Linked DNA regions of Homo sapiens: region 2 is linked to region 1. Evidence: chromatin loops called from intact Hi-C (ENCODE). Cell type or tissue: dorsolateral prefrontal cortex. All regions are shown on one strand. Each heading gives the region's core, and the rest is flanking DNA. Links, peaks and the distances in the headings are about the cores only. Region 1 overlaps SUCO (SUN domain containing ossification factor). Region 2 overlaps SUCO (SUN domain containing ossification factor).

Region 1 (15,719 bases), core at 4,672-12,671:
TTAATAGTACTTATGAAATAACATGCAAAACTTATCAAGAAAACAATAAAAAAGAAAGTCTCTAGGAACATACCAAAGGAGAAATATACCACAATTATTATCAAGTAGAGTTAAGCTCTGACATTCAAAACTAGTCCAACATAATAAAATCAACTTGATTTGCTATGCAAAAATATCAAGGAAAAATATGTTACGATTATATCCATAGCCACTGAAAAACATCTGATAAACTTATACATCCATCAATGTTTTAAGAATCAATAATGAAACAGGAATAATTATATATTTAACATGGAAAATACATATGTAATACATAAAACTAAAAGTCAGTATTATATTTAGTGAGGAAACCTAAAAAGACACCTATATAGATCTGAAATAAGACAAGAATGTCCATTTTCATTAGCATTACAAAACATGAAGATAAAAGAGGCATAAAAATGGAAAAGACAGTAAAATTATCTGTAGTTCCAAACAATGAGTGTATCTGCATTAACTGCAGATGAGTTTATATAATTGGAAAATTCAAAAGAATCACCTATTAAAAGAAGTCCCAGATATAAAAATTATATTCCCAAGTATAAAATTAAGAAGCAAATCAACACTCTCTCAAACCATAACAAGGACTCATTTATGATAGAAACAATAACGTGTCCAGATAGAAACTTGGCAAGAAATCTTCTAGTAAGTAGAACTGTTTGAAATTGCCAATATTTGACAATCCTTTTACTTGGAAAAAGTGTCAATTTCACAATTCAAAATAATATATAGGGGTAGTTTGAACTACATACTGAGGTGGTAAAAAGGGAGACTTTTTATATAACAAGCCAGAAATAGTCAAGAATATTCTTATATGAGGGGCTAGATCTATATGAAACTACAGTAATTACAGCAATATGATACTGAGATAACAGAGGCAAAGGAAACCCCCAGGGTGACTAGAAAGACAAATCCCAGGAAGATAGCTGTAAACAAGGAATAGAGGGCAATCAGCCTAGGTTAGTTTATCAGAAGCACCCAAATAACACCAGAAGAAATGGAATGCCTAGGTTTAAAAGACAGACTTTGGGGATTTAATCTTTTCTTAAACCTACTGCTTTCATTTTAGAAACTGTATTTCTATTTTTTTTTTTTTTCCCTGAAGGAAGGTTTTCAACTTGAATGTATGGTGACAAGTTTTTCTTGTTGTGGCAACCTACGATCTTTAATACTTCTAGGCATCCTGCCATTTTAAGGGTGTATGTTACAACTATGTGTCTAAAAAAATAATCGTTAAGTATTAGGGTAAAAGAGAAATCAATTCATTCTTACTAAAAAGAACAGCAGAGGGACTCAGGAAAAATTTTCCAAACAATATAGCAACTGAAGAGCCAAGGAAGATTTCATTAAGAAAGCAGAAAACATTCTTTATTGTGCCAAGGGAAATTTCATTACAGAAGAAAGCATTCTTTAATGTGAAAGTGATTGAGAAAAAAATACCTTTTAAAAATGATATCCAATGGCTTGCAATGACAGCTTTTTATATCTGCCTAATGCAGAATTACTGAACCAGCTATCTTTAACCATTGTTTTTTATCATACTATCAAATCTAGCAAAATAATGCAATAATGAATTCCAGAAAGACACATTAATGTGCAATAAAGAATATACTAATATGCAAATGAGCCAAGCCTAATAATTGCAAAGAAGGAGTCTGCAATTATTAGGCTTGGCTAATAAAACTAAACTGGAGTCTGTCACTTTCAAATGAATTGTTTTCCTCTGAGTTTTAATGAAGAAACTTTACAAGCATGTAAGATTACCCAGTAAGTACCAATTATTATGTTAGGAAACATTAGGGGTAATTTTCAACTCATTTAAAAATTTGAGTAAGTATATACAGTTTTAAGAAAATATGAAAACAACAAAGTAGCCATTTTAATTAACATAGAAACCAAACAAGATGGAAAACATTATGTTATTAAGACAGCGATTTATTATCTATGAGTAAAAAGAAGAAAGAATTACAAATATATATGCACCTAACAATGTAGAAAATATACTACAACCACTGGCAAAGCTACAGGTGGAAAGAGAATAAACAAAAAGTATGGTGGTCTATTTTAAATTACCTCACAAAATAACAGATTAAGTGGACAAAATGATATTTATATTCCATGTAAGAAGCTCAAAGATACAGAATTTTATACCACATATAAATTAAAACATTCTTCTCAAGGACACGTGGAACATTTCCCAAATACCGATAGTAAACTAAAGCCTCAAAAGAAGCCTCAAATTCCAAAAACTCAAGCTCTAAAAGATTATATTCTCCAACCATGCTGCAACAAAATTTGAAATAACAGAAAGACAGCTAACAATATCCCAAGCCTGGAAGCAAGAAATATGTAGCAAAATAATCCTTAGGTTAAAGAGGAAACAATATTATGAAATAATCAGCAGAAGACTACCAATCACAATTGGTGGGATGTAGATAAGACAATAGCAGGAAAACTATGCTTCTGAATACATTGAGACAAATGCTGAAAACAAAAGAGCTAATCAACTCAAAAAGATAAAAGAGAGTACAAATGCAAAGAAACAAGGAAGGATATATGGATAGGCATTGCTAAAATAGAGAACAAAAAACAGCAAAGAAAATTAAGAAAATCAAAAGTTGGTTCTTTGAAGAAAGTATTAGACAAACTTCTGGCAAAACCAATAAAGGGAAGATAGTAATGGGAATTAACACAATATGGAATAAAAAGAAAAAACAACCACAGAGGAAACATTTTTAAAATTATAAAATATTATAAACTATATATAACAATATATTTGAAAACAGGAGAAATGGATAAATTTCTAGAAACATTGCAAAACTGGCATAAGGAATGGAAAAAACTGATAATAGACTGATAAACTTGAATGGATCTATCAACTTCTCACACACAGGAGAAAATTCAAACCGTTTTTAAATTTTTTATTTGGAAATAATTTCAAATTTCAGAAGAGTAGGCAGCATAGTACAAAAAAAAATCTACAAATGCTTTAGCTGTATCAATCCATTGTTAATATTTTACTTAATTTGTTCCATTATTTGTCATTTGCCCATGCTCACTCATCCTTCCTCTCTCCCTCTGTTCCCTCTCTCCCAGTAACTTACCTCTAAAATACTGTGATATCTATTTCCACAGAATAGGGATATTCTCTTGCATAACTACAATACAGGTATCAACTTCAGTAAATGTTACATTGACACAAAAATTTACTGTCCACATTGCAATTTTGTCAATTAATCCAATGTCTTTTTTAGAATTCCTTTCTCCAGTACAGAATTAAATCTATGATCATGTCCTGCATTTGTCATGTCTATTCAGTATCATTTAACTTGGAACAGTTCTGGAGCTTTATTTTATGTGGCACTAACATTTTTGAAGGCTACAGTCCCCTTTCTTTTTAAATAATATGGTTCTTATGTGAGATTTGTCTGATGTATCATGATGACCAGATTCAGATTAGGTATTCTCAGTCAGAATCCTTCATTGTGTCTTTCTCAGGATATTATAATGATGTTGTGACTTTCTCAGGATATTGTATCGAAAAGCATATAATATCCGTTTCAGCAGTTGCAATTCTACTTTTAGGTACTTCTCAACAGCAATGAAAACTATGTCTACAAAAAGCCTTGTACAAGAATGTCCATAGTAGTTTTTACTCCTAATAGCGAAAACCTGGAAGCAGTCCAGATAACCACTAACAGAAGAATAAATAAACTGTAGTACATTCATACAGTGTACTACTACTCAGCAATAAAAAGGAACTAATTAATGACAAAGGAAACAAAATGGGTAAATCTCAGACATTACATTGAGTAAAAGAAGTCAAACACATGAGCTAATACTGTATAACTCCATTTAGATGATGTTCCAGAATTGGCAAAACTAATCCATGGTGACAGAAATCAGATCACTACTTGCCTCTGGGGGATTCACCAGAAAGGGACATGAGAGAACTTTCTAGGGTGATGAGAATATTCTATATCTTGAGGGGGTGTGAGTTACACAGGTGTATGCATGTGTCAAAACTGATCCAACTATACAGTTAAGATCTGTGCATTTCGCTGTACATAATTTATTTTGAGACAGGGTCCCACTCTATCACCCAGGCTGGGGTGCAGTGGTGCAATCTCAGCTCACTGCGGCCTCCCCCTTCCCGGGCTCAAGTGATCCTTCCACCTCAGCCTCCAGAATAGCTGGGACTACATGCAAGCACCAAAATGTCTGGCTAATTTTTGTATTTTTGGAAGAGATGGGGTTTTGCCATGTTGCCCAGGCTAGTCTCGAACTCCTGGGGTCAAGTGATCCACCCGCCTTGGCCTCCCAAAGTGCTGGGATTACAGGTGTGAGCCACTGTGCCTGGCCTATACAGGTTTTATTACTTGTTCAAGATCCTGTAATTAATAAGTGAGGGACCGGGGGTTAAAACTTGGATTTTTTTGACTCTGAAGCCTGCGCCTCTTAGCCACTACTACACGGCCTTCATATTTATCACTTGTTGCCACTACGAAAATCATGAAGTAGTTAATCAGAACTTCTCCTTTGTGATAGTTGTTTTATTTTTGTATTATGCTGTATCTAGCTTTGACCAGTATCACCAATTCTTGAGTGAATGTAACAGTGTTATCTTCTTACCTTTCTTTTCATTTATCTGTTGGCTAGAAAATATTAAACATGAAACGTAGCAATATGGAAAAATCCAACAATTTGGAGAGAGATCTAAGTTTGCAAGGTGAGTGATGGGCAACTTATGAGCTTCAGTTTCCTTATTTGTAAAAATTAGATTAATACTTTAATCCAAGAGTATGGACAAATTTAAGAGGAGATCAGGAGTCAGAGACCAGCCTGGGCAACAAGGCAAAACTCCGTCTCTACAAAACATACAAAAATTAGCCAGGCATGGTGGCGCACACCTCTGGTCCCAGCTACTCAGGAGGCTGAGGTGGAAGGAAAATCACCAGTTCCCAGGGAGGTCAAGGCTGCGGTGAGTGGTGATCATGCTGCTGTACTCCAGACTGGGGGACAGAGCAAGACCCTGCCAGGAAAGAAAGGAAAGGAAAGGAAAGGAAAGGAAGGAAGGAAGGACGGACGGACGGACAGAAGGACGGAAGGCAGGCAGGCCAGCCTATATGCCTCAACTCAGTATCAACATTGTAAAATTGACTTATTAGGAGGAACTGAAATAAATGTATATGCTATGCTTAGCCTGGCACAGAATATGTGCTGAAATGTCAGTTATTATCAGCCACTACCTTTTCTGTCTACTTTCACTTATCAAATTTCACAGTAGTTTATACTTGTAATCTCAATGTTTTCACCTTCTATTTAGTCCTCAGCCTGCTGAAATCTAGTTTCTGTCCTCATTGTACCACTGAGACTAGTATGGTGTGGCAGAAGTTAGCTTTTTTTGATTTCCCTGCTGCATGTGGTACCTCTGACTGCTGTTTTAACTTAAACCATCTCCTCTTTGACTTGTCAAATTACACACTTCTGCTTTTCATCTCACACTGACTCTTGTTTCTGAGTCTCCTTTGATATGCTGCTTCTGTTCACTATTTAAATTCTGATGCTCCAAGGGTTTGGTTCTGAAATCTTCCCTTTATATTCTACATAGGAGACTTACGTACTCTCATGGTTTTTAGTTGACAGCTACTGAAACTTTATCTTCAGCCCTTATCTTTTCCTAACTGGTCCATTCCTTAAAACCCTTCTGTGATACCCTACCTTAATGTTGAGGATAAACAAAGCTCATTTAAAAGTTGCATCTCTCTTCCTTCATATTCCAAGGTATCTCAAAAACATCTAAATCCAAAATTGAATACATTAGCTTCCTTTTCCAAATCTCTTCCTCCTATATCCTTGATCCCACCATCTGGTACTGCTATCTACCCAGTCCTCAAACTAGAAACCTGAAAAACACCTGTGACTACTCCTTTGCCTTCACCCTCCCTTGACCATCTTGTTTATTCTACTCTAAATTTCTTCAAATCATTTCTCAATCCCCATTCTGACTGCCTTAACTCAAGCCCTTATCTCTTACCTAGAGCAACCTCCTAACAGATCTCCCTAATTCCTAACTTGCTACGTCTGCAAATCAACCATTCACACCTCTGCCAAAAATCTAACAGTAAATTATCACACTACCATTCCCCTGCTTAAGACCTTTTACAGACTCCATTAACTACATGACAAAACTCAAGCTTCTCTCCACATGCTATTTAAAAATCTCTAAAATTCTACTAAGTCTTCAGCTTCATATTTCCTGTCACTCTCCCTGCCTTTCACTTTATGCTTCAGCGATACAGAGCTACCTGTAATAGTTCCTTGAACACAGACTGTGCTGTCTCATGTCTCTGGCTCATGCTGTTCCCTCTTTCAAGAATGTTCTGTACCTGCTCCCACTCCCACTATCTAAAACATAACTCAATACCTATAATTCTTCTCTCTTGGGGCAAGAAACTAATAAGGGTCTAAAACATTTTCCTGATTTCCACAATCTGGGGTTGGTGGGTGGCCCGCTCTAAATTCCCACAGCCCTTTGGCTATCTCTACCTGAGCACATACACACTGAAATGAAATTAACTGTTTATTTTTGTTTCTCACATAAGACTAAGCAACTCCAAGGCAGAGAATACACTGCCCTGTTGCCAGCATGATGATCTATTGAGCTCCTACTTTGAACTATGAATTAGAAAAGCTTTTTCAGAGCTTTAAAAAGAAGAATGAGAAAACACTTTGTGGTAAAAGAAATAACTAAACTAGGCAACAAAGAATTGCTTCTTAAACATAAATTCAAAGTTAATCCCTTGTACAGAAATATAGTGCCAGCCACTCAATTAGCGCAGTATGGTTAAAGTTATCAGTGAAAATTGTAGTTTTTGAATATTACTTCCTGGATATCTGAAAAAATTTACTGAAATCCTGTAAGTATTGAGAAACTTGTGGGAAATGGGTGAATAATGTGGAAGCCATTTTGGTCAAACACTGGTAATAAAACAAGACCAAAAGATCACCAGGCCTCTAGTGCCTTTGCTTAAGCAACCTAGTTTCTCTCCATCACAATGTTTTATTAAAAGACAGATATTCTTCTAAACCACGTATCAGTCTGGAGCTCTTTTAAGGTTGCTTCTCTTCTGCTTGGTCTATCTGCTAATAGGTAAGAGCATACTGGGCCTCTTTCTCCTTGCAGTTTTTATTCTATTTGGCTGCATCAACAGTCCATAGTCAAATCACGTGCAATTGTACAGCTTAGCTGAGAAAGTTCTATGTTCTAGTGCCTGTTTCTAATTAAACCTTTGCATTTCAGTAGTTCTGACTTTTAACTTCACTCTGATGTAGGATTGGGTCTTAAATTTTCTTAGCTTAATATTCCACATATCAAATTCTATTAGAAAATTGTTTCACTAAACTGGCCCATAATTTCATTGATCCAACATAGAGAAGCACTTAGTAAACAAATGTGATATGTTCTGTTTTTATATCCTACCATTATAACCTACCATTAGAAATTCAGCCAATACAATTTGTCCTCTAAGATGCTGGAAATAATCATGCCCTATACTTGATAATAATATATTTTCAGAAATTGGGTACAGTGTATTTAGCCTCTAAAACACAAGTGACAGTAGTTTTGTTACCTTAATTTTCAATTAGAGACTACAAAAATAGTCCTCAAATAAATTACTACCAGGCCAACAGATCAGTCATGCTCAAACAAAGTCTCTATTAGGAAAAGCAGAAAATAAAGCTACAACAGTAAGTGTGGGTCAGACTGCAGGCATTTAAAAATTATCAAGGTTTAAAGTTTTATCCTTCAAGGAGCCTTTGAAAGATATTTCATCAGGGGACTGACATAATCAAAGCTGCATGTAAGACAAATCCAGTGGCACTGTGTAAAATGGGTTGCAGCATACAAGTATGAAGCTACTCTACATGTTAACTTTTTTTTTTTTATGTACTCTTCTACATCTCCTGGCTACCAAACAAATGTGTGGAATTCATGCCTACCAGCTCTCCAAATATCTTCTATTATTCTCCACTCCCAAAAGCTATCAATCACTTCCCTCTTTTGAAAAGTTTCTCAGTTTTCAAGCTCTCCAAACTTATCTAAGACATTTTATATTGTTGACCACTTAAATGACTTCCTTAAATCTCTTTCCATCCATCCTTTCCAGTTTCCTCCTTTCTTTCAGAGCTTTACTATGCTTGGCACCTTTCTTTATTCTGTTTCAAAAGTCCAATGTTCTCTTTCAAAAATGATTCCCTCTATGACAGCGGTCCCCAACCTTTTGGCACCAGAGACCAGTTTCATGGAAGACTACTTTGCCATGGATGGGGTGGGGGGCCATTAGATTCTCATAAGGAGTACACAACCTAGATCCCTCGCGTGTGTGGTTCATAGTAGGGTTCATGCTCCTATGAGAATCTAATTCTGCTGCTAATCTGACAGGAGGTGGAGCTCAGGCAGTAATGCTCACTCACCTGCTGTTCACCTCCTGTTGTGAGGTCAGGGTCCTAACAGACCACGGAGCAGTACTGGTCCGCAGCCCAGGGGCTGGGGACCTCTGCTTTACGAGGATAACTCCAGCCAACTTTTTTTCTTTTTTTTTGAGACGGAGTTTCGCTCTTGTTGACCAGGCTGGAGTGCAATGGCACGATCTTGGTTCACCGCAACCTCCGTCTCCTAGGTTCAAGTGATTCTCCTGCCTCAGCCTCCCAAGTAGGTGGGATTACAGGCATGCGCTACCATGCCCGGCTAATTTTCTATTTTTTTTAGTAGAGACGGGGTTTCTCCATGTTGGTCAGGCTGGTCTCGAACTCCTGACCTCAGGTGATCCGCCTGCCTCGACCTCCCAAAGTGCTGGGATTACAGGCATAAGCCACCGTGCCTGGCACTCCAGGCCAAATTTTATCTGCATTCAAGTCTGCATTTTTAAGTGCCCATAAAATGTCTCCACTTGGATATTCCATTCACCTCCAACTAACAGCTCCTTCCCCTTCCAAGCCCTTTGCCAACTCTTCCACTTCTTTTTGACCACCACCAATTCTTCTAGTTGCCCAAGTTAAAACAAACAAGCAAACAAACAGAAAACAAACAAAAAATGCTTAACATTTCTTTTCTCATTGAACTTTATTTCACAGATTCATAATTTTAGGCCCTAGAATGTACTCTCAGTGACAGTGTGCTCCAAGAAAGCAGTTACTTTGTTTTGTCCACCAGAATCCTGTATAGGATACAGCACACTGAAGCCTAAGTAAATATCTCTTTGCATTGAGATGGACAACAGAAAGGGGATGTTGAACAGAGTTTGGTTAGAGGCAAACTAAAATCCAGTTATTTAGAATCCTAGCCTAATGCTGTTATCTGCTGCACTGCACTGCACTACTGCCAGCTTGCCAACCTTTCACAAAATTAAATCATTTACCTCCTCAAAAATCTCTATTTATTGTACCCTGTTCTTTATTTCTACTGCCAAGATGAAGTCCTTCTTATGACAAGCCTCAATTACTCCAAGGGCTTTTTAGCCCGGTCATCCCTTGGGATCCAGAAGGGGTTGGATCCAGGATCCGAAGATACCAAAATCTGAGAATGCTCCAGTCTCTTACATAAAATGGCATTTGCATATCACCTATGCATATCCTCCCATATAAATATCTAGAGGTGATTTAAAATATCTAGAGATGATTTAAAACATCTATGCATATCCTTCCATATAAGTATCTAGAGGTGATTTAAAATATCTAGAGGTGATTTAAAACATCTATGCATATCCTCCCATATAATATCTAGAGGTGATTTAAAACCTAACACTATGTAAATGCTATGTAAATAGCTGTTATACAACATTGTTTTTATTTGTATTTTTATTGTTGTATTGTTATTTTTATTGTTTTTAAAATATATTTTCAACCTGAGGTTGGTTGAATCTGTGGATGTGGAAAGCCAATTGTATTCACCCCTCTAAGTCTCCTTCCTCTAAAAACAAATCTAGCACAATTATGTCAAAATAATGTTCTCACAACACCACTTTTCTTGCTGAATCTTTATTATCTAATTCTTTGGACTGGTTTGCAAAATCTACCACAATCTCTGAAATCTCTCTCTTTCTCCTCAGGCTTTTCTGTTTACTACCACTCTTACCCATATCAACTAGATTATCTCTTCCATTCATAACTCTCTTTCTCCTTGACAATTAAGTGCCATCTACCCACTGCAAGCAGGCAGACAGACATACACATGCACACACAAAGAAATAGCCATTATTCATGTTATCAACACCAGTACATCTTATTTCAGCTCATGAAGCTCCTGTTTGCACAGAAGCAGAGTTTATAAACCACACATTTCCCTTAAACCCAAGTCAAGCCTTCCTTGAGAACTCTAGCCCTCATTTTCTCCTCTTAAGCACTTACTATGCAGTTCAGTTTTATGTGTTGTTTATTAACATTCAAATCAAGTATCTTAGAATGTTAGACATATAAAAAATAAACTGAGTTCACCTAATACAGTAATACAGACTTGAATGCATAAAAGAGTATCACAAACTTACTGACAAAATCTACAAGGTAAGAATCCTAGGTATGCGTATTTCTTTTAAAAGTTTCATGAACAATTCCAATGTCCATTCCTTCCTAGGCTAATACAGGCACCCACATTTTCAGATGAAAAAAACTGACACTTTGCCAGATAAAATTATTAACTAGAAAAAGTGAAGAAACTTGCCCAAGACCATCTACCAGCCAACTGGCAGCACAGCATACCGGTTAAGAGAACACAGGCTTAGAACCTGGCCTTCTTAGTTCTGGCTCTGTTGCTTCCTGGCTGTAAGAACTTGGGCAAGCTGTTAAGAACTTAACTTCTTTGTGCCCACCTTTCTTCATCTTTAAAATGGAGTGTCTGCCTTAAAACATCTATACAGAGAATAAAATAATTTAATGCATATTACACTGAATAGTATTTAGTACTTAGAAGAGAAATAATCACTCAATAAATGTTCATATTAACAATGAAAAGAAAGAACTACAACCAAGCTCTGACATAGTTTTATGCCTTTCACACTACACCACTATCTGTATTGTAACAAGCAGCTTATATACAGAGCTCAAGTCTCACAATTCTTCTGTATCCTTCATCACACCAAATACATTGTGAATAATCAAATAATATTTAAGTGGATTTATAAATTCCCATTTTTAACTCTGAAACCTAGGCCATCTTATTTCTACTCAACAAATTACCAAAGTAGCTAGAGTCAATGAATAACTCATACAGTAGTGCTTACTACGAGTGAGGCACTGTTCTTAGCCTTTACATGTTTTTTCTCCAGTAGATTACAAACGCTACATAATAATACAAAATTAGCTTAGTACCTATGAACCGTATTAATGTTACAGAATACTTTCTGATACAGCCAGGTGTCACTTTCATGTAAAATATAAAATAATTTTAACTAGCAATTAATTATAAAGTCCTAAAACCAAATCTTCTTTCAAAAAAACTTGCATTTATTAAACAAATTCATCCCAAAGGATTAACACTCTTATACTGCAAATATTCAAAAGCAATTTCCTATTCCCTTGTGACATGTACAATTTGACTTTTAAATTAGTCTAAAATATGGCCTTGAAAAACATAACATACAACTGGCACTAAAGTATAATCTAAAACATGTAGATAAGTTTCAAGAGATTTCATCTCTTTCCAGTTATGTATAAACTACTAAACAAAAGCATCACGTACATACAGGTGTTTCTATTTGAAGATGACTTGAGAATAATAAAGCACTTAAATTTTTATAAGTTTCCCTTTCATTATAAGCATAAGAATATTAATTATACATATTGATTCTTTTCTCCATTCAGACTGTTGAGAAAAGTGAAAGAGTGATGTACAAGTTCATGAACAAACGAAAAATGAAATAACCAATACTCAAAAGAGCTGATACCTTTTATTTTTTCCATTGCCTGTCAACCCTACTGCCTGCTTCCATTCCAGTATATCCTCAAATGTTTAATAACATAAAGGACCAACATGAAACACGTCATTTGCCGTCTTTTATTGGACACAGTGTTCAAGTGTTATGCAAAGATGTCACACACCTTCTTTCACAGACCTTTTCCTATTAAGTGGCTTCATCTAACTTGTCTGAAGGGATCTGACACTGTATGACCCGACACCTCTTATAAATAAAAATACCAGGTGCTTTCTTCAGAATATATATCCTAGAGCAAAGATAAACTTTTTTTCCTCAGTCTTTCACATTAAGTTCCACTAAAAAAATCATTTTTGTAAAGGTCATCTTTCATTGGTTTATTCAAGGAAAGAAAAAAAAGGCATCAAATGATTTGGAGAAGTGGGATTGTTTTATTATTTTATTTATTTCAAATATTATTCAGAAAAGAAATAGATTCCGTACCTTGAAAGTTTAGAGACAGAAGCAGAAACAAGCAAAAAAATTCCTCCAGATTTCCTGGGGAATTTTCAAAATGTTTTATCGATATGTTTCCAATATGCTCTATTCATCACCTCAAAAAAGAAAAAACAGCTTATATATTGTTCTAGTTTTTAAATTTTTTTCTGCTCACTTATGTATATTAATAGACCAGCAATCATGAGAGAAAAAGCAAAAGGGTACAGAAATGTAATCACAAACCAGGAAATAAACCTCTTAAACTGATAAAAACTGGTCTGACATACTCAGAAAAATTACTACTAAGGACAAAAAGGCCAACATCTTGATTTAGATATCAACTCTCTTCTAGTGGGACCACGACTTAGGACCTCGTGCCTCCAAAGTACGTCCCCTACATTCCACTTTACCCTCCACAGCAATCTAATTAAAAGATCCATGTGACCTCATGCTCCTGTTCTCCAGTTTAAACCACTTCACTTACTCATCCTCTGTCAGGTGGTTAGAATTAGAATTCATCTGCATGATAATCAAATCCTTTCAAAACCTAGCTCTAGCCTCCCTTCCCATCTCTCCTCACATACACTCACGCTCTAGATAACTGGGTAAGTGTTCTCTCTGCCTACAACAAAATTCGCTCATTGTGAACTATCCATCCTGCAGACCATTTTATGGATGAGAGCTGAGGTTCACAGAAGTAACTTGTCCAAAGACATACAGTTAGTGACAGAACCACAAGTAGGATATGAATTCTTCCTTTGCTGTTCCTAAAAACCTTTGTAAGTACCTGTTATATTTGCCAAATGTATGAGACTTGTTTAAATGTCAAGCTCTTCCCGAAAGTCTAAATATAAGCTTCTCCAAGATGATCCTTTGGGGTGAAGGAAGAATAGATTTGTTTAGTTTTAAAAAATAAGTTTTACTAAGATTAATGTAAGGATTCATACAGAAACCCAGGGAAAGAGTGGAAGTCCCACAAACAATGGGTTTTACTTACAGCACACCATGATTCACTGTGGTTTATGTTTCCCCAGTTAGGTAGACTTAGGAATTATTCAGTTTTAACTGAATTGACCCTCACAACATCGGGAAGCAGCTTTTAAAAAAATTACTGCAAAGAATTTAATAATGCAAGCACAGCCAACAAGAAAATGACAGGGCTGACTCCTAAGTAGTTGAAGCTATTCCTCTTCTATACTATGACATAAAATAATCTAGTAGGTCAATCACATAGCTCTCACTAAAAATTATTATTTTAATGAGAACAAAAGGTACCGTTAACAGAAATTATTATTTTTTTCTCATTTTTCTTAAATATCTAACTTGCATTAATTACATACACTAATATACTATTACTATATTGGCACATGTACATAACTTATAGACAATTAAGGTGGATGCACAAGGTTTTACTAATTAAGGGACACACTCAGAATATCCACTAATTATGTTTTTTTCCTCTTTAGGGTGATGCAGCTTTCCCAGTTTGCCCAGGACTGAGGGAGTATGGTATAGGGTATAGGCTGAATAATGCGCCCCCCTCAAAGATGTCTGCATCCTAATCCCTAAATATGTTACCTTACATAGTAAAAGAGATTTTGCAGATGTGATTAAATTAAGGATTATGAGATAGGGAGATTATCCTGGAATGTCTGGCTGGACCCAATGTAATCACAATAGTCCTTATAAGAGGAAGAGGCAGGAGGACCAGTCATTAGTAGACATAAGGACTGAAAAAAGGGTTGGAGTGCTGATGTGAGGAAGGGGCCACAGAATACAGGTGGCCTCTAGAAAAAGATTCTCCCCTCAGAGCCTCCAAAAAGAACGAGCCCAGTTGACATCTTAACTTTATTTAGCCCTGTGAGACATATCTTGGACTTCTCATCCACAGAATTGTAAGGTAATAAATGTGTGTTGTTCAAGCCACTAAATTTGTGTCAATTTGCTACAGCAGGCATAAGAAACTAATGCAGGGAATTCCTAGGTTATGCGACTTCCAGTGTTAAAACCAAGACAAGCTGGTGACCCTCTATCTTGGATTTTCGGTGCTCATAAAAACATCTGGCACAGTAGGTATGAGAACAAAATGTGGTTGAATAATGTTATGATGAAATATTTACATAATACGCTGTTACTGTGTTACAAAGATCTGTCATTTGTATTATTTCATCCTCCTAACAACCCTGTGAAGTATGAATGGATCAATTTCCCCATTCTGAGGATATAACAACTAAGGTTCAAAGAAGTTACATAACAAGTCAAAGAACACATATCTAGTAAATGATGGAGCCACATATATAAAATACAGGCCTCTGACCTATAAAGTACTCAGGAGCCTGTGCTGCCTAGGTTCAAATTTAAGCTCCGAAGCTTAACAGCTGCTTAAACTTAGCCAAGTTAACCTCTCTACTTCCTCACATGTAAAATGCAAAAGGAAGTTAATAATAATACCTATCTTATAGGGTTCTTATAAAGATTAAAGGTGTTATTGTCAAGTAAACATCATGTGTCTGACACACAGCTGTCAGCAAATATTAGCTATCATTGCTCTGTGCTGCAGCTATAGTGCATTTATGCCTAGAATACTCTATACTACTTGATCAAAAATTATAAACTATGCAAAAGGAAAAAACAGCAACAAAAATTAATAATGACATAGATGAAATGGTTTTTCTGTAAACATAATCTAAGGTTAGTACTCAAGGCTACAAGACAAAAGCAGAGGGGAGACATAATCAAGATCTACAAAATTATGATAGTAAACATAACACAGTAATATTGGTAGCATGAGAGGGGAAACCTCAGAAACTAGAATACTGTAGAACAGACATACAGCACTCAATGTACAAAACAGAAACGGATCACAAAATTTTGAGACAATTTGTGAATAACAAAAGAGACAAAAGTGGCTACTAAAAGGCACTCATCAACTCTTGCAAACGTTTTATCTAACCCTAGGACTTGTTGGTAGCCATTTCTGTTAAAGGGAATGAGGTTGTTGGGAAAAGAAATACCACACCAGATTGCAGCAAAAGTTAGAAATCCATTAAGTGCCATTAATTCCAACTTGGCACAAAAGCAGAGGCTTCAAAGAAAAAACATACCCTTTGCCAATCAGCACCAGGTACCACTCCTCTTCCCCAATCTCATTCATCATCATCACCCTTTAAAAAACCCTTTAAGCCTTAATGTCCTATTTTAATGCCTTTTAATCGTTTTGCTAAAGAATAATTAAAATGTCTCTAAATTTGGCAGTCTAAACAAATCTCAAAA
Region 2 (17,871 bases), core at 5,208-13,207, 59 kb before region 1:
TGTAGGGATTTTTCCTCATTGAGTTAGTAACTAAGTAAGAAGTAATCCAGTCTGAATAAGTGAAAATAACAAGAGCATCACCATCTACCTAACAGAACAGACTTAAAAATTCCATTAAGTGTTCATTTCCAGTGAGTTTGCTAAACAAAGATCCAGTTGGCAAGTTTTTAGGATCTTTAGACTGTCTGATCCACACTCCTGAGCTTCAGGCACAGACCCCCTCAAAGCATTGTAGTGTTTGCAGCTTCAAAAACCTAACAAAGTTATAAAAGAAATCAAATAACAGAAAAAGTTATCCCTCCTCTTCCAGTGGCATTATAAATAGACAAAAGGCACATAAATATGGGAAGGTGCAAGAAATAGGAACAAAGCTAAAGGAAGAGGTTTAGGCTTTCATTCCTATCCCACCTAAGGAACTGGGCTTCCAAATTACTTTTGTCCCAGTAATTAATCTTGTGAAAAAACATCTTTATAAAATGTCTACCATTGTCCTTATAGGAAGTGATCAGCTTTGTAAAACTGTAGCTCATTAACCAAGATTGACACAATCCCATCTACTTTTTAAAAAGGTAGAAACCATAATTTCTGAATGCCTTTCCCATTAATATTTTCTCCCTCCCCCAAACCCTTCAAATACTACAGACTGTTCTTCAAAGAACAACAACAAAAAAGTCTTCTGTATGAAAAGTTCAATTAATTTTAGATATGTCCCGAGACTGCTGTAACACCAAATGTTCCCACGGTGATCTCTTTGTTTCCTTTGATTATGTCATGCAGGCTCGGCAATGATCCCGACTTAGTCTGTATTAGAGTTTTTATCAATTTTCCTTGGTCTTGGACTTTAGATCGTCTTCGTTTTAAAGCCCTCTTCTCAGTTTTTGTCTTTTGAGACTGTCCATTGCACAGACTTGTGCAAGCTGAAATGCCACAAAAATAGGACTCTTCTGACTGTGATGAAGTTTCTGAGCTTCCTTCAGATGGAGGACCTTTATAAGAAGAGTGATAAACTTCTCCCATATTAGAAAAATCTCTCTGGTTCGTAAAGGGCTTTCTTCCTTTTATGTCGCCATTGGCTATGGGGTGCAATGGTTCTTCAGGCTTTATGGTCTCAATTTTTTCAATTTTGTACTTGCAGCGCTTCTTCTACAACACAAGTAAAAGAAAAGTTAGTAATGATACTTCCCATAGTAACCTTATCAAACACCTAGAGAGCTGAGCTAATAGAGAAGTGCCACCTCCTGGTGAAAAGTAAAACAGTATTATAAACAGCACAGAACACATACATTGTTATGTTCTATATAGATACTAGCATCATCTTCCCATTTTGTAAATACTACTGAATCAAAACTCTTTAAATTGCTTACCTGCTACCTATGAATATAGGTTTAGGGAGTGATACTAATATCTGAATACCTACTAACTGCCAGAGAGCATACAGGTTGCTTTCATGTATTATGGCAGCTATTAACCCTGAAAGGTCGGTATTTTATCCTTGATTCTTAAATGAGAAAAGCAAGGTTCAGATGTTTGGTTCTTTGCCCAAGTTACAATGTAGTAAGCAGCCGGGTTGAGAATGAATCTTAGGCTATTTGCCTACAAAGCCCAAGTTCTTTCACCTAGATGAAATTACAACTAAAATTAGTATAACTTAATTTGAAAGGCAAAATGAAAAAGCAAAGACTTTGAAGCCAAAAAATCCTAAGTACATTCTGAGTTGCTGTTTTTTTATTAAAAAAAAAAATGAGGATAACATCATCTTCAGGTTGTGGTGAGGATTAGAGGAACGGTGCATGCTCTGTGCTTGGCATGCATTCGGTAATAAATAATGACAATCATCCAAGGATCAACAAATTTTTTTTGTGAAGGGTCAGACAGTAAATATTTTAGGCTTTGCAGGTCACACATTTTCTCTCTTGCATGCTGTTCTGTTTTATCACTCTTTAAAAATGAGAAAACCTATCTGGCTCATGGCCCATATGGCCTGTGGGTCACAGCTTGCTGACCCCTGTTAATATTTATTTACAACATTATCATGATAGAAAATAAACATTCAGTTAAGGACTACTTAAAGGTAATTACCTTAAACCTTTCAACCTCTTTTCTTCATTTATTATCACAAAACATAGCAATAAACTTAAAAAGAAATAAACAATTACCTTCTTTTCTGGAGAAAACTTGAGGGGTTCTACAATGTACAAATCATTTGGGTCTACTGTAAGTAAAAAAAAAAAAAAGCAGATGTAAAATGTAAAGTGGATTTGGTGGATTTGCTATAATTAAACACTAAAATAAGACAAATCATTCATTCCTTATTATCCTCTAGTAATAGAACCAATGAATTTGTATCAGGTTAACTATATATTTATGCATTTTAAATTAGTAAGCAAAAAGAGGCAAGGTGGAAGATGATATGATTCCTATGCTTGACTGGTCGTCTTCAAATAACTATACTTCCTTAAGTTGTTAACTAGTAGCTGGTTATCAACCAATACAATAACGATCTTTCTTTGGGCCCAGCCTCACTCTTTTACCTGATAAGAAAAGAAACATTCCTGGGTAAGCTCACACCAAACCTACAGATCATTTGAATACTTCCCTAAAAGACTAGCCTCTAAACTGTGTCACAAAGGTAGATTAACAATGTGCAACAAGTAGTCGTGACCGTGTTTGGAAGCCAGTTAGAGAAATAAACACAAAAAGAGATCCAAGATATTTTTCTCTGTTTATTACTATGATCAAAACTATGAAATCCCAATCTAAAAACAGCTTGAACATGCAATATATATCACTAAGCAATAATGAATGAACACTTCTGGCATAGTGAGTAAATTAGATTTATTAGTTTTAGCCCAAAGTTTCTAAGGTTTCATTACTCTAAGCAGCTTCAAGATATATCCCAACCCCACCCCCACACTGACAAAATAGACACACATTTTTAAAAGGCTATGAGACTTTAGTCCTATTCAATCCACTAAAAATAAACAATTTAAGGTCTGACAGAGACAAAAGCTTACACATAGTAAATTCACTACAGAAGCTCTACACATTTGGGAAATTTATTAATACAATTCAACCAATTATAATTTTTTACATTATATTTCAGAGATTTATTGAGAAAGTCATCAAATATATGAAAATATCAAAACATCCCTCTAAACAGTCATTTCTACCAGATTACTAATCTTAATTTACTTTCTTTAATAATGATGTCTATTTCTAGAAACAGTTATGTTATTCAGATCAACCTCTACAATGAAAGCAACTAAGTAATGATAGTTTGTTTTTTTTAAAAAAAATCACTAAAAGCATTGAAAAGCTGCCAAGAAAGTAATCCCTAGGCTAAAACTGAAAGAAAAGTGGGAACCCGGACAGTCAAGTAGAAGACAAAAGTCATTTTTGCCCTGAAAACATTTGCCAACACAAGAATATATGAACTTTGGTTCTGATGGTATCATAAGGGAATGGATCAGAAATCAGGTCCTAGGGCCCACCCAAAGTTTAGTGTAATAAGATACCATCTCCCTGTGTACAGTAAACTGAGACTCCAAAGGACTATATTCTCAGGTAAAGAATGAAGCCATGCATGAACTTGCAGTCCAAATTATCATCACCTGGTGGCCCAACAAACCACAAGTCATGAATGTAAGGTATTACATGAATGTAACACACACACAAATTCCCTCTCAAATAAGAACCTATATTCTAGGCCTCAAATTATCCCTACAAATAACTTTTCAAAGAGAAAAAGTAGCACACAAAGACACAACATACCCTGAGTAAGAGCTTACAAAGACAATGAACAGACTCACAAAAATTTAAGATATTAGATTTATCAAACACAAACTATAAAGATAATTATGCTTAATATGTCTAGAAAATAAGCTTGAAAATATCTGCAGGAAACATATAACAAGGAAAATACAGACCTGGATTTTTAAAAAATACAAAAAGAACTCCTGGAAATGGAAAAAATAACTGAAATTGAAAACCCAATGAATAAATTTGCAACAGTAAGACTGCTGGCCTGGAAACACATCAGAAGATATCATCCAAAATACAGCATAAAAAGTCAAAAAGGTGGAATGTTTACAAGACAGGGAAGATATACGGAGAAGTAATATGTTTAATTAAATATGAGAATCTAAAAGAGACTGGGGCACAGGGAATATCTGGGAGGAAAAAATAATGGTTGAGAATTTCTCAATAACAAGTAAAAGAAACCTACAAATCCAGAGCTCCAAAGAGCCTCACGAATCTCAAAATGATAAAGAAAAAGAAGAGGAGAATATTTCAGTTTTAACTAATGACAAATGAAAGCTCTGAAGAATAAAAACATTAGTAAACGTGGGGTAAATTTAAATGAACATTAAGTGTAAAAAGAAATACCTTGTTGAGTTAAAATTAAGCAGAAAGAATAGAATTAAAATATACAAGAACAGTAACATAAATAAGGCTTGGGACAAATAAGAGTTTTAAGATCTATGTATTGTTAAGGAGAAGATACAAGTATTGATGAACTTGAGACTTTGGCAAACATTAATACTTCTGACTTCTAGGGTAACTAGTAAAAGAACAGAACCAGTACACAACTTCCAACATAATGGCAGTAAAAGGGAATATTTACTTCCTCCCCAATAAAAAATCTTAATGAAAGCATGGAAGGGGAAAAAAAAAAAAAATTAAAAGGGATACCCCTGCCCATCTAATTTTTATAAACCTTACATACCAAAATCCAACATGAGAAAATATTACATGCCAATCTTATTCATATAGATGCAAAATTTCTAAATAATTATCTAACAAAATTATGTAGAAATAATATATACAATACAAAATTCACACACGTATATCATGAGCAACTGGTATTAAAAATGCAATATAAGTTTAACATTAGAAAATCTAATATAATTCATGTTTGTAACATTAAAAATGGAAATAAAATATAATATAAAAAAATTTATAGAATACCTATGACAATAGGTAACACATAATGACAAAATACAGAATAAAAAATCCACAAAACATCTATGACAAATACAATCTTAGCAATAAAACACTGTAAGCTTTCCCTTTGGAACAAGACAAAGATGCCTGTCAATCACTTTTATTTAACATTGCTGAAAATGCAAGCTAACACAGTTAAGAAAGCAAAGGAAATAAAAGCTATAAGGACTGCAAAGGAAAAAACAAAACTGTCTTTGTTCTCAGTATACGTACCTGTATTCACTGAAAATCCAAAATAATCTGCAAGTGAACTAGTAAAACGACACTGCTTATATAGAAAGTTCACCCTAAAATTCACATAAAATCTCAAGTGACCTCAAATAAGGAAAATAATTTTAAAAAGAATGAAGTTAGATAACTCACACTTCCAGATTTCAAAACACATTACAAAGGTATAGTAATCAAAGTGGTAGAGTACTGGCATAAACACAGACAAATACACCAATGGCACAAAATAAAGAACACAGAGATAAGCCCTCATGTACGTGGTCAACTCATTTTTAAGAAGGGTGCAAAGACCACTCAATGGGAAAAGGACAGTCTCTTCAACAAATGGTGCTGGAAAAACTGAATATTCACATTCCAAAGAATGAAACTGGACCCTTATCTTATACTATATACAAAAATCAACACAAAATAGATTAAAGACATAAATCTATAAAAGTCTTGGAAGAAAACAGGGGAAAAGCTTCATGACCTTGAACTTGATAATGATTTCTTGGATATGACCCAAAAGTACAGGCAACAAAAACACAATAGACAAATGGGACTTCGTTGAACTTAAAAACTGTACATCCAAGGACACAATCAAAACAGTGAAAAAGCAACCTAAAGGATGAAAGAAAATATTTGCAAATCATATTATCTAATGGGGGTTATAATCCATAACGGAGGTTATAAAGAATTCCCTGAACTTAAAAACAAAAAACTCAAACAATCCAACTAAAAAATGAGCAAAGAGATATCTGTATACCCCTGAACAGCACTACTCAAACAACAGCCAAGAGGGGAAGCAATCCAAATGTCCACTTACAGATGAATGGATAAAGGAAATGAGGTACATAAATAAAATGGATGGAATATTATTTCACCCTTTAATAGGAAAAAATTCTGTCACATGCTATAATGTAGATGAACCTTGAGGACATTATGTTGAGTGAAATAAGCCAATCACAGAAAGACAAATACTGTATGAATCCACTTATATGGGGTATCTGAAGTAGTTGAATTCATAGAAACAGAAAATAGAATAGTGGTTGCCAGGGACTGAGAGAGGGAGAAAAGGGGAATTGGTTAATGGACACAGAGTTCAGGTTTGCAAGACGAAAACATTCGGAAGATCTGTTTCACAACAATGTAACTATACTTACTACTAATGAACTGTGCACTTAAAAACTGTTAAAATGATAAATTTTATGTGCTTTTTATCACAATAAGAAAAAGACATGGTCTCTCCCACAGAGCTTAGAAGTGAAAATAAGGCAAGTAAAAATAGGTAAAATCAAAGCATACTATGATAAATGCCATAACAACAAGAACTTATCAAACAACAGAAGAAATAAATGAATTAACTATTGGTAGAATCAGGACTAAAGTCAGTCTCCTACCTACTCTACTCAACTTTCTTTACTGGTAAAGATACACCAAGATGACACTGTTGTTTAAAATAGAAGTAATTCTATTATCAGGTGCAAAAAGCTACTCTGTTTGGCCCTAAAAAATTGGATAAAGAGAAGAGAAATAGTAAGATAGTCACGATTTCACTTAAGACTAGAAATGCTGAGAAGCAAAAATCTAACGTATTTCCTAATTGCATGGGTATACCTCAAATAAGGAATGTTTAGAATATGAAGTAACTGTAACTCTCATACGCAGCTGATAGAAGGGCAAATTCATAAAACAGTGTGGAAAATTGTATGACAGTATTTACTAAAGCTGAACACACACATACCCTATGATTCACCAATCCCATTTCCAGTGTATACCCAACAGAAATGCACAGGTGTTTACCAAAAGTATGTAACAACCTCAAAATGAAAATAATCTAAATGTAAATGAATAATGTACAGTATACCTATATAATGGAATACTATAAGGAACGAAAATAAACAAATGCCTATAGTCAATGGCATGGTGAATCTCACAATGGTTACACATCAAAATACTGGCTACTCTGGGAAAGGATGGGCAGTGACTAAAAGAGCACAAGGAAGTTTTTGAGGTGCTCATGTTCTACTTCTTAATTTAGGTGTTATTTGCACAGCTGTATTGTTTGTGAAAATTCATTACGTTTTACACATAATTATACTTAAATTAAAAATTTCACTTATAAAAAGACATATCAACCAAAAGAAAAAGAAAAAAGCAAGGAGGAAGAAGAGATTTACTAGCTTTAAGTAAACACATGTAATGGGTTAAGTCTGTAAAGCTTTGTGATAATAATAAAACAGTGAAGCCCAGGAATGATTACTTGAATAATTTAATCAATTGAAACATGCTACTCAGTTACTAAATCCTACAACCATCGATTATTAAGAAAGCACTCCTAAATAAAATATGTAATTAATTTAGTTATTTTAATATTAGTATGAAAACAAATTTCTAATTCTATTAATATGCATTAATTACAAGATACTGAAATAGGAAAATATCCACTCAGTACACATCCATTCATTTAAATGTAAGTATTTATTTAGTGTTAGACAATGGAACCTAATTATAGGTTCTGGAGCTAAAAAAAAGAGACCAGATTTTTGTTCAGAAAGTGCCTCATAGTCCTAAACTAGAGACAAAAGGGGTCCTACCTGTATAAGAAGAGGAGGCAGAAAAGCACAGGATGCTATGGGAGCACATTCAGGTTTTCCATATCTGTTGAACTTTCTCAAACATCCCTTTCTAAAAAGAAATACTTCTAAACAGGAGCATGTGCAAACAAAGCTACCAACTGCTAATTAAACTAAGCCCCCCTCCCTACCCTCTGGGCTTTTAGGAACAAAGACAGATATAAAATGTGAAAATGATAAAGTGGCTTGACACAGCACAAAGACAAAGGCTACTTGTATCCATTTTTTGTTGCAGATGGTCATGAACACAACACTGACATTATATTTATGCCAGAAGCTAGTTTCATGTTTATATATACATATTATATATCCACAGAAATCTACCTTCTTTGCCAGTTAACTGTAGAGACTTGGATCTCATGAGTGGGAATGAAGTTCTTCTTTTCAAATTCATATCATCATAGGAAGAGAAACACCTAACACATTAGGAAAAATACATATTGGTTACAACGAGTAAAGCACATATAATTTACTCTTTTGTTGAGGCTACACAGAGGTTATTGAGAACTGTACATACCACACGGGACTAACTCTAACACTCCAGTTATTGCTAATACAGGTGGAAAAAAAAATTTAGAGATCTTTGTCTAAAAGGTACTGTATTAAAATAGTATTCTCTTCTTCCTTTGAATTCCACATTTAAGCATCTTTCTCAACCAAATATTTCAGGGGTTTCATGCACTTACTATTAGTGTTTTCTCTATTATAGTCTACAGAGCCAGGTTAGGCATAGGACCATCTTACTATCGAATGATGTTTTTAATGTTTTGGTTTCAAGATAATCATATAGGGAAAGAAATTACCTCAGTCTCCCTTTATTTGCTTAAAATTTCTCAAAAATATACAAAGCATAGTAAAAAAAATAAAATTGTGAAATATAATGCTGATATTACCTTTTAGGGCTTGGATACTGATTACTTTTAGGAAGTTTTGAAATATAATCTCCATCAAATTGAGAAGTATTTCGACAACGCTGCATACAAAGCATCAGTCCCAAGACAACACAAAGAACCAAAGATATGACAAGATAGCTTTGTCGATCTGAAACCTGAGATGAGAAGAGGGTTAAATAATAATCATAGGAAATCATATTAGGAAAAATATAAGGGTATCTAAAATTCAAAGGACAAATCATTTTAAGTATTTTTTTAATGTGCTTCAAAGACCAGAAATGCAGGGCATGCTCTTTGAAAATAAACTATGACATTAAAGAAAAAAAATTCTTTGCAGCATTCCAATTCTTTCTATAGGAGTGAAACCTATGGAAGTTTTAGAAATAAAACAAGAAATATATTTACACCTTTATCTATCTCACCAATTGTTAACATTTTGTCACATTTTGTTTGTCTTTCCATTTACACTATCTCCTCCTCAAGGAGAAAAAATAATTGTGCTTTTACCCAGTCTTTCCCATCTTATAAAATGAACTATCAACCACCCAGTTACGTAAGCCCAAAACTTAGAGATCAACCTTAGTTCCTTAAGGCTTATCTTTCTACAACTTACAAATATTCTGAATTCAACAAGTTTACACTGTTCTCCACTTTTAGAATCCTACTCTAAGTCAATACCACCTCATTCAGGCTACTGCAATTACTTTTTTTTTTTTTTTTGAGACAGAGCCTTGCTCTGTTGCCCAGGCTGGAATGCAGTGGTGTGACCTTGGCTTATTGCAACCTCCACCTCCTGGGTTCAACTAATTCTCCTGCCTTGGCCTCCCAAGCTCCCAAGTTGCTGGGATTACAGGCACATGCCACCACACCGGCTAATTTTCTTGTATTCTTAGAAGAGACGGCGTTTCATCATGTTGGCGAGGCTGGTCTCCACCTCCTGACCTCGAGTGATCTGACCACCTGGGCCACCCAAAGCGCTGGGATTACAGGCAAAAGCCATCATGCCTGGCCTGCAATTACCTCTTAATTGGTTTCCTGTCTGCTTCTGCTCCTGCTGTTCCCCAACAGGCAGTTCTCCACAAAGCAACAAATGGAGAGCTTCTCAAAGTGCTAAGCATTAATGACATGACCCATATCACTTCTTAATACTTCTAATGATACAAAGATTCAAATAAAATTCAAACTCTAAATTGTCTACGAAGTCCTACATGACCAGGCCTCTGCCAATATCTTGAACCCATTTCTCAGCTTCACTTTTCTCACTCACTCTGCTCCAGCCATACCAGCTTTCTTTCTGCTGTCAAACACATTACACTGTTTCTACTCTCCAGTCCTTTGCCCTAGTTCTGCTAGAAACAGGTTTGTTATCATTCCAGGCAATGTGTGGCTGCTAACTCCTCTTGAGTACTTAGTTGTAATACCACCTCCTCAGATAAGCCTTCCAAGATCACTCTAACTAAAGCAGCATCCCTTACTGCTACCACCCTACACACACACACACACACACACACACACACACACATTTAATTTTCTTCATAGTACGTATCACTAGGAGAAATTATCATCTATTTATTTATTTACTAAATGTATTCTATCCCTCCCCCAGGACGTAAACCCTGTGAGGCCAGGGACTATTAACTACCGTATACCACAACCTAGGAGTGTACAGCTCGCACTTCACATACACTAGATGCTCAATAAAAAGTTTTTAAATCAATGAAATGTTTGCTTTGTTAAGCAACTTTATAGGCCTTTTTGAATTGAAAATGAAGTACGTGTTGCTACTATCAATGCTTACAAAAGGCCTGCTAGAAGTTTTATACCTATATTATAGGTATGGCCTAAATTATGAAAGCCATATTTTACAAAAGACTATGATAATATATTTTCAAAACTTAAAAATGCCATATTCTGGTTTTTGAAAAAGTTCACTACAAATGACAATTTTGTTTGGTCAAAGTTTTAGGTACCATGTTCATGTTAACAAGCCTGGCTTTATGACAACCTCTATACATGCATTGGGTCTCGCAATACCAGCAATAACAATTACCTCCCGTTTCAATTCTGCTACTGTTGCTGATAAATTTGAAACAAGCTGTGTCATGTTGGTCAGCTGTGCCTGTAGCAACTGGATGGCTTCAGTTTGCCGCTGATCCTATGATAAAGGAATTTATTTTTTTTTGAATATTAACTACAAACTATTAACATTATAAATTGAAGTCAAATAATCTAAAAAAAACCATTAAGTTATTCCAAAACAAATGTATTAATAGGAATCTCAATGAGTAAGTAAACTTTGAACAGAAATTTTAGAAATAAACAAAACACGAAGTATCTGGGACCGTGTCTAACCCTCCCCAACAAGAATTATTATTTATTTATTTTTGTCACCCACTGCTACAATGTGAAATACTGTATAACAGAATTTGGTAAATTACTTTTCAAATTAACATGTGTTCCATATATATAAACTAGCATATAACCAGAAATATTTAAGAAGTCAGTGTTTTTAAAGCAAAGCAGTTGGCGCAAAGACAAATTGAAAATTTTCTGAAGAATTTTTTTGGTTATAAAGTAGGCCCAAAACCAAGTTTTAAAAATTTCCTTCATAGCATATTATATTGGAACTTAGGATGGTACATAGTGAAATATCCATAATTGTTCATCCAACCAATGCTAAAATATCACCAATGAAAGAAATGCATCAAAAATGCCTATCTTTCCATCTGTTTTAGGCAGCACTGAATTTTAGAAACTTTTATAATCAACAAAGATGTCTTATTTATAATATAGTTTGTATGCATACTTTAGGGAATTCTACATCACAATCATAGTTATGACCCTGTATTAGGGAGACTTTAACTGAAAATTTCAACTTTTATTTTTTTTTGAGACGGAGTCTCGCTCTGTCGCCCAGGCTGGAGTGCAGTGGCGCAATCTCAGCTCACTGCAAGCTCCGCCTCCCGGGTTCATGCCATTCTCCTGCCTCAGCCTCCCGAGTAGCTGGGACTACAGGTGCCCGCCACTATGCCCGGCTAATTATTTGTATTTTTAGTAGAGACGGGGTTTCACCGTGTTAGCCAGGATGGTCGAAAATTTGAACTTTTAATAAAGTTAGGGAGGAGGAAACGAGGGCAGGAAGAAGTCAAGGAAATCTAAAACTCTTTTAGGACCTTATATGAAATATCTACATAGCTATTTATTATTCTAGACCTAAGTTTTTCATATTTTGATTCAAAAACTTTTTTAAAAAGCTGTGTACCTGTGTGTGGAGAGGGGGGGTGTATAAAACTGTAACAAAATATTTCACTTACTTCCCTTACTGTGATCCACTATGGTACTTTCTATCCTACTTCATCTTTCCAAAATGCTAAATGTGACTTTTTAAATTGTTTCTTTTGAATCCTGACTTACATTTGACTCTGATGAATTCAAGACAGTTATAAACATTTAAAGGACAAGCTATTAAAGTTAGTAAGTTGATTAACACTTCTAATCAGGATTAACTTCCAATACTATTAATATACAACATTGTTGAAAAGTACTCACATAAGTCTTTGAGACACAAGACATAGATGCTACATATCAGCAAAGAGAAAATACAGAGGAAGGGGCTTTCGTATTCAAACTAATGAAAGCTAAATAACACACTGCGTTCATGAGTCAGAAGCCTTAATATTAAGATGACATTATGCAAATTAATCTATAAATTCATCAACACAATCTCAATCAAGATTCAATTTTGGTAGAGATTAACAAGCTGAGCCTAAAATCCACACAGAAACGCAAAAAACTACTACAGCCAAAACAATCTTGTAAAAGAATAAAATTGGAGGACTTAACATTAGCTGACTAAAAATGTTAATATAAAGCTACAACAAACATAACATTGTGTTATTACCTTAAAGATAGACAAGCAGATCAATAGAACAAAAGCCCAGAAACAGACCCACATATATATGGTTAACTGATTTTTATCAAATATACAAAGGAAATTCTGTGGAGAAAGGACGCTCATTCCAACGAATGATTCTAGAACAAATGGATGTCTATATGCTTTGCTCTTCTAACCCTGACTTTCCAAAAAGAACTTTGATCCATACCCTGTAACACATCAAAGTTAACTCAAAATGAATCATGGGCCTAATATAAAACTAAACTATTAAGCTTCTAGAAAAAACAAAGGAAAAAATCTTTGTGATTTTGCGTTAGGCAAATATTTCATAGAGCAAAGAGAAAACTGATATATTGGGCTTCAACAAATCAAAAACTTCTGCTCTTCAAACCACACTGTAAAGAGAATAAGAAAACAAGTAATGGATTGGGAGAAAATATTTGCAAAGTGTATCTCCAATTTATAACGTGCCATGAATAGGAAAGTAAGATGCACCTAACAAAACTCCGCAGTATAAGGCCTCCTCACTTCACCATCCCCGAGACCCAAATAACCTTTTAGAAAAGTGTAAAATTTCTTTATTATGTGACAACACACATATCACACTAGAGGTGCAATACTAGAATAGTTCCCTTAAAATCAGCAAGATAGGGGAACGGTCATAATTACCAGTCCTATTGTATCACTATATGGCTCTAGCCAAGAGATAGGGGGAAAAAAAAGGTATGACGATCAAAAAGAAGAAACAAAGCCGTTCTTACTTGCAGTCAATAAGATTATCTACATTAAAAAAAATACAAACAAAAATATTTTAGAGTTTAACAAAGTTGCAGGAAAGTCCTCTATGTTTCTATTTAACACACACACACAATGTACTATGAATAATGCTAAAGAAAACTTTCTTGGAAGGTTCCAAGATGGCCGAATAGGAACAGCTCCAGTCTACAGCCCCCAGCATCAGCGACGCAGAAGACGGGTGATTTCTGCATTACCAACTGAGGTACTGGGTTCATCTCAGTGGGGCTTGTTGGACAGTGGGTGCAGCCCATGGAGTGTGAGCCAAAGCAGGGCGGGGCACCGCCACACCCGGGAAGTGCAAGGGTGAGGGAATTCCCTTTCCTAGCCAAGGGAAGCTGTGACAGATGGTACCTGGAAAATTGAGACGCTCCCACCCTAACACTGTGCTTTTCCAATGGTCTTAGCAAATGGCACACCAGGAGATTATATCCCGTGCATGGCTCGGAGGGTCCCATGCCCACGGAGCCTCGCTCACTGCTATCACAGCAGTCTGAGATTGAACTGCAAGGCAGCAGTGAGGCTAGGGGAGGGGCATCTGCCATTGCTGAGGCTTGAGTAGGTAAACAAAGCAGCCAGGAAGCTCGAACTGGGTGGAGCCCAGCGCAGCTCAAGGAGGCCTGCCTGCCTCTGTAGACTCCGTCTCTGGGGGCAGGGCATAGCTGAACAAAAGGCAGCAGAAATTTCTGCAGACTTAAACGTCCCCGTCTGACAGCTTTGAAGAGAGTAGTGGTTCTCCAAGCATGGAGTTTGAGATCTGAGAATGAACAGACTGCCTCCTCAAGTGGGTCCCTGACCCCCGTGTAGCCTAACTGGGAGGCACCTCGCAGTAGGGGCCAACTGACACCTCATATGGGGCCGGGTGCCCCTCTGAGACAAAGCTTTCAGAGGAAGGATCAGGCAGCAACATTTGCCATTCTGCAATATTGGCTGTTCTGCAGCCTCCACTGGTGATACCCAGGCAAACAGGGTTTGGAGTGGACCTCCAGCAAACTCCAGCAGACCTGCAGCTGAGGGTCCTGACTGTGAGAAGGAAAACTACCAAACAGGAAGGACATTCCACCAAAACCCCATCTGTACGTTACCATCATCAAAGACCAAAGGAAGATAAAACCACAAAGATGGGGAGAAACCAGAGCAGAAAAGCTGAAAATTCTAAAAATGAGAGCGCCTCTTCTCCTCCAAAGGAATGCAGCTCCTCGCCAGCAACAGAACAAAGCTGGATGGAGAATGACTTTGACAAGTACACAGAAGTAGGCTTCAGACAACTGGTAATAACAAACTTCTCTGAGCTAAAGGAAGATGTTCAAACCCATCACAAAGAAGCTAAAAATCTTGAAAAAAGATTAGACGAATGGCTAACTAGAATAAACAGCATAGAGAATACCTTAATTGATCTGATGGAGCTGAAAACCATGGCACGAGAACTACGTGACTCATGCACAAGCTTCAGTAGACAATTCGATCAAGTGGAGGAAAGGGTATCAGTGATTGAAGATCAAATGAACGAAATGAAGCGAGAAGAGAAGTTTAGAGAAAAAAAGAGTAAAAACAAATGAACAAGGACTCCAAGAAATATGGGACTATGTGAAAAGACCAAATCTACATTTGAATGGTGTACCTGAAAGTGACGGGGAAAATGGAACCAAGTTGGAAAACATGCTGCAGGGTATTATCCACGAGAACTTCCCCAACCTAGCAAGGCAGGCCAACATTCAAATTCAGGAAATACACAGAACGCCACAAAGATACTCCTCGAGAAGAGCAACTCCAAGACACATAATTGTCAGATTCACCAAAGTTGAAATGAAGGAAAAAATATTAAGGGCAGCCAGAGAGAAAGGTCGGGTTACCCACAAAGGGAAGCCCATCAGACTAACAGTGGATCTCTTGGCAGAAACTCTACAAGTCAGAAGAGAGTGGGGGCCAATATTCAACATTCTTAAAGAAAGGAATTTTCAACCCAGAACTTCATATCCAGCCAAACTAAGCTTCATAAGTGAAGGAGAAACAAACTGCTTTACAGACAAGCAAACGTGAGATTTTGTCACCACCAGGCCTGCCTTACAAGAGCTCCTGAAGGAAGCACGAAAAGTGGAAAGGAACGATTGGTACCAGCCACTGCAAAAACATGCCAAATTGTAAAGACCATCAAGGCTAGGAAGAAACTGCATGAACTAACGAGCAAAATAACCAGCTAACATCATAATGACAGGATCACATTCACATATAACAATATTAACCTTAAATGTAAATGGGCTAAAAGCTCCAATTAAAAGACACAGACTGGCAAATTGGATAGTCAAGACCCATCAGTGTGCTGTATTTAGGAGACCCATCTCATGTGCAGAGACACACACAGGCTCAAAATAAAGGGATGGAGGAAGATCTACCAAACAAATGGAAAACAAAAAAAAGCAGGGGTTACAATCGTAGTCTCTGATAAAACAGACTTTAAACCAACAAAGATCAAAAGAGACAAAGAAGGCCATTACATAATGGTAAAGGGATCAATTCAACAAGAAGAGCTAACCATCCTAAATACATATATGCACCCAATACAGGAGCACCCAGATTCATGAAGCAAGTCCTTAGAGACCTACAATGTACAATGAGACTCAGACTCCCACACAATAATGGGAGACTTTAACACCCCACTGTCAACATTCGACAGATCAATAAGACAGAAAGTTAACAAAGATATCCAGGACTTGAACTCAGCTCTGCACTGAGCCAACTTAATAGACATCTACTGAACTCTCCACCCTAAATCAACAAAATATACATTCTTTTCGGCACCACAAAATTATTCCAAAATTGACCACATAGCTGGAGGTAAAGCACTCCTCAGCAAATGTAAAAGAACAGAAATTATAACAAACTGGCTCTCAGACCACAGTGCAATCGAATTAGAACTCAGGATTAAGAAACTCACTCAAAACTGCTCAACTACATGGAAACTGAACAATCTGCTCCTGAATGACTACTGGGTACATAACGAAATGAAGGCAGAAATAAAGATGTTCTTTGAAACCAATGAGAACAAAGACACAACATACCAGAATCTCTGGGACACATTTAAAGCAGTGTGTACAGGGAAATTTATAGCACTAAATGCCCACAAGAAAAAGTAAGAAAGATCTAAAATTGATACCCTAACATCACAATTAAAAGAACTAGAGAAGCAAGAGCAAACCATTCAAAAGCTAGCAGAAGGCAAGAAATAACTAAAATCAGAGCAGAACTGAAGGAGACAGAGACACAAAAAACCCTTCAAAAAAAAAAAATCAATAAATTCAGGAGCTGGTTTTTTGAAAAGATCAACAAAATTGATAGACCACTAGCAAGACTAATAAAGAAGAAAAGAGAGAAGAAAAAAATAGATGCAAAAAAATTGATAAAGGGGATATCACCACCAATCCCACAGAAATACAAACTACCATCAGAGAATACTATAAACACCTCTACGCAAATAAACTAGAAAATCCAGAAGAAATGGATAAATTCCTGGACACATACACCCTCCCAAGACTAAACCAGGAAGAAGTTGAATCTCTGAATAGACCAATAACAGGCTCTGAAATTGAGGCAATAATTAATAGCCTACCAACCAAAAAAAGTCCAGGACCAGACAGATTCACAGATGAATTTTACCAGAGGTACAAAGAGGAGCTGGTACCATTCCTTCTGAAACTGTCCCAATCAACAGAAAAAGAGGGAATCCTCCCTAACTCATTTTATGAGGCCAGCATCATTCTGATACCAAAGCCTGGCAGAGACACAACAAAACAAGAGAATTTTAGACCAATATCCCTGATGAACATTGATGCAAAAATCCTCAATAAAATACTGGCAAACCGAATCCAGCAGCACATCAAAAAGCTTACCCACCACGATCAAGTTGGCTTCATCCCTGGGATGCACGGCTGGTTCAACACATGGAAATCAATAAATGTAATCCATCATATAAACAGAACCAAAGACAAAAATCACATGATTAACTCAACAGATGCAGAAAAGGCCTTTGACAAAATTCAACAACCCTTCATGCTAAAAACTCTCAATTAACTAGGTATTGATGGGATGTAGCTCAAAATAATAAGAGCTATTTATGACAAACCCACAGCCAATATCATACTGAATGGACAAAAACTGGAAGCATTCCCTTTGAAAACTGGCACAAGACAAGGATGCCCTCTCTCACCACTCCTATTCAACATAGTGCTGGAAGTTCTGCCCAGGGCAATCAGGCAGGAGAAAGAAATAAAGGGTATTCAATTAGGAAAAGAGGAAGTCAAATTGTCCCTGTTTGCAGATAACATGACTGTATATTTAGAAAACCCCATCATCTCAGCCCAAAATCTCCCTAAGCTGATAAGCAACTTCAGCAAAGTCTCAGGATATAAAATCAATGTGCAAAAATCACAAGCATTCCTATACA

The links. A loop is a pair of places that touch in the nucleus more often than their neighbours do. Peaks named below come from ENCODE experiments on the same cell type or tissue, not always from the same donor. Only the 100,000 strongest peaks of a DNase experiment are listed, where the experiment ranks them.
Region 2: it touches region 1 in a loop (3.0-fold over the local background); 7 of 110 quality-filtered maps call a loop at or near these places.

What each region holds. Positions count from the first base shown.
Region 1 is chr1:172,535,309-172,551,027 of GRCh38, reverse strand. The region is part of intron 1 of SUCO (SUN domain containing ossification factor); the gene reads right to left. Among named protein-coding and RNA genes, the nearest start is that of SUCO, 10 kb to the right of the region's middle. In dorsolateral prefrontal cortex, for the core only: no CTCF peak of the experiment used is centred there; no DNase peak of the experiment used is centred there.
Region 2 is chr1:172,593,088-172,610,958 of GRCh38, reverse strand. It overlaps SUCO (SUN domain containing ossification factor), which reads right to left. Exons shown (of 24, transcript NM_014283.5): 20 at 10,791-10,895; 21 at 8,741-8,895; 22 at 8,172-8,263; 23 at 2,157-2,212; 24 at 1-1,143. The coding sequence ends at 700. Among named protein-coding and RNA genes, the nearest start is that of FASLG, 57 kb to the left of the region's middle. In dorsolateral prefrontal cortex, for the core only: no CTCF peak of the experiment used is centred there; no DNase peak of the experiment used is centred there; H3K27ac peaks cover 1,749 bases.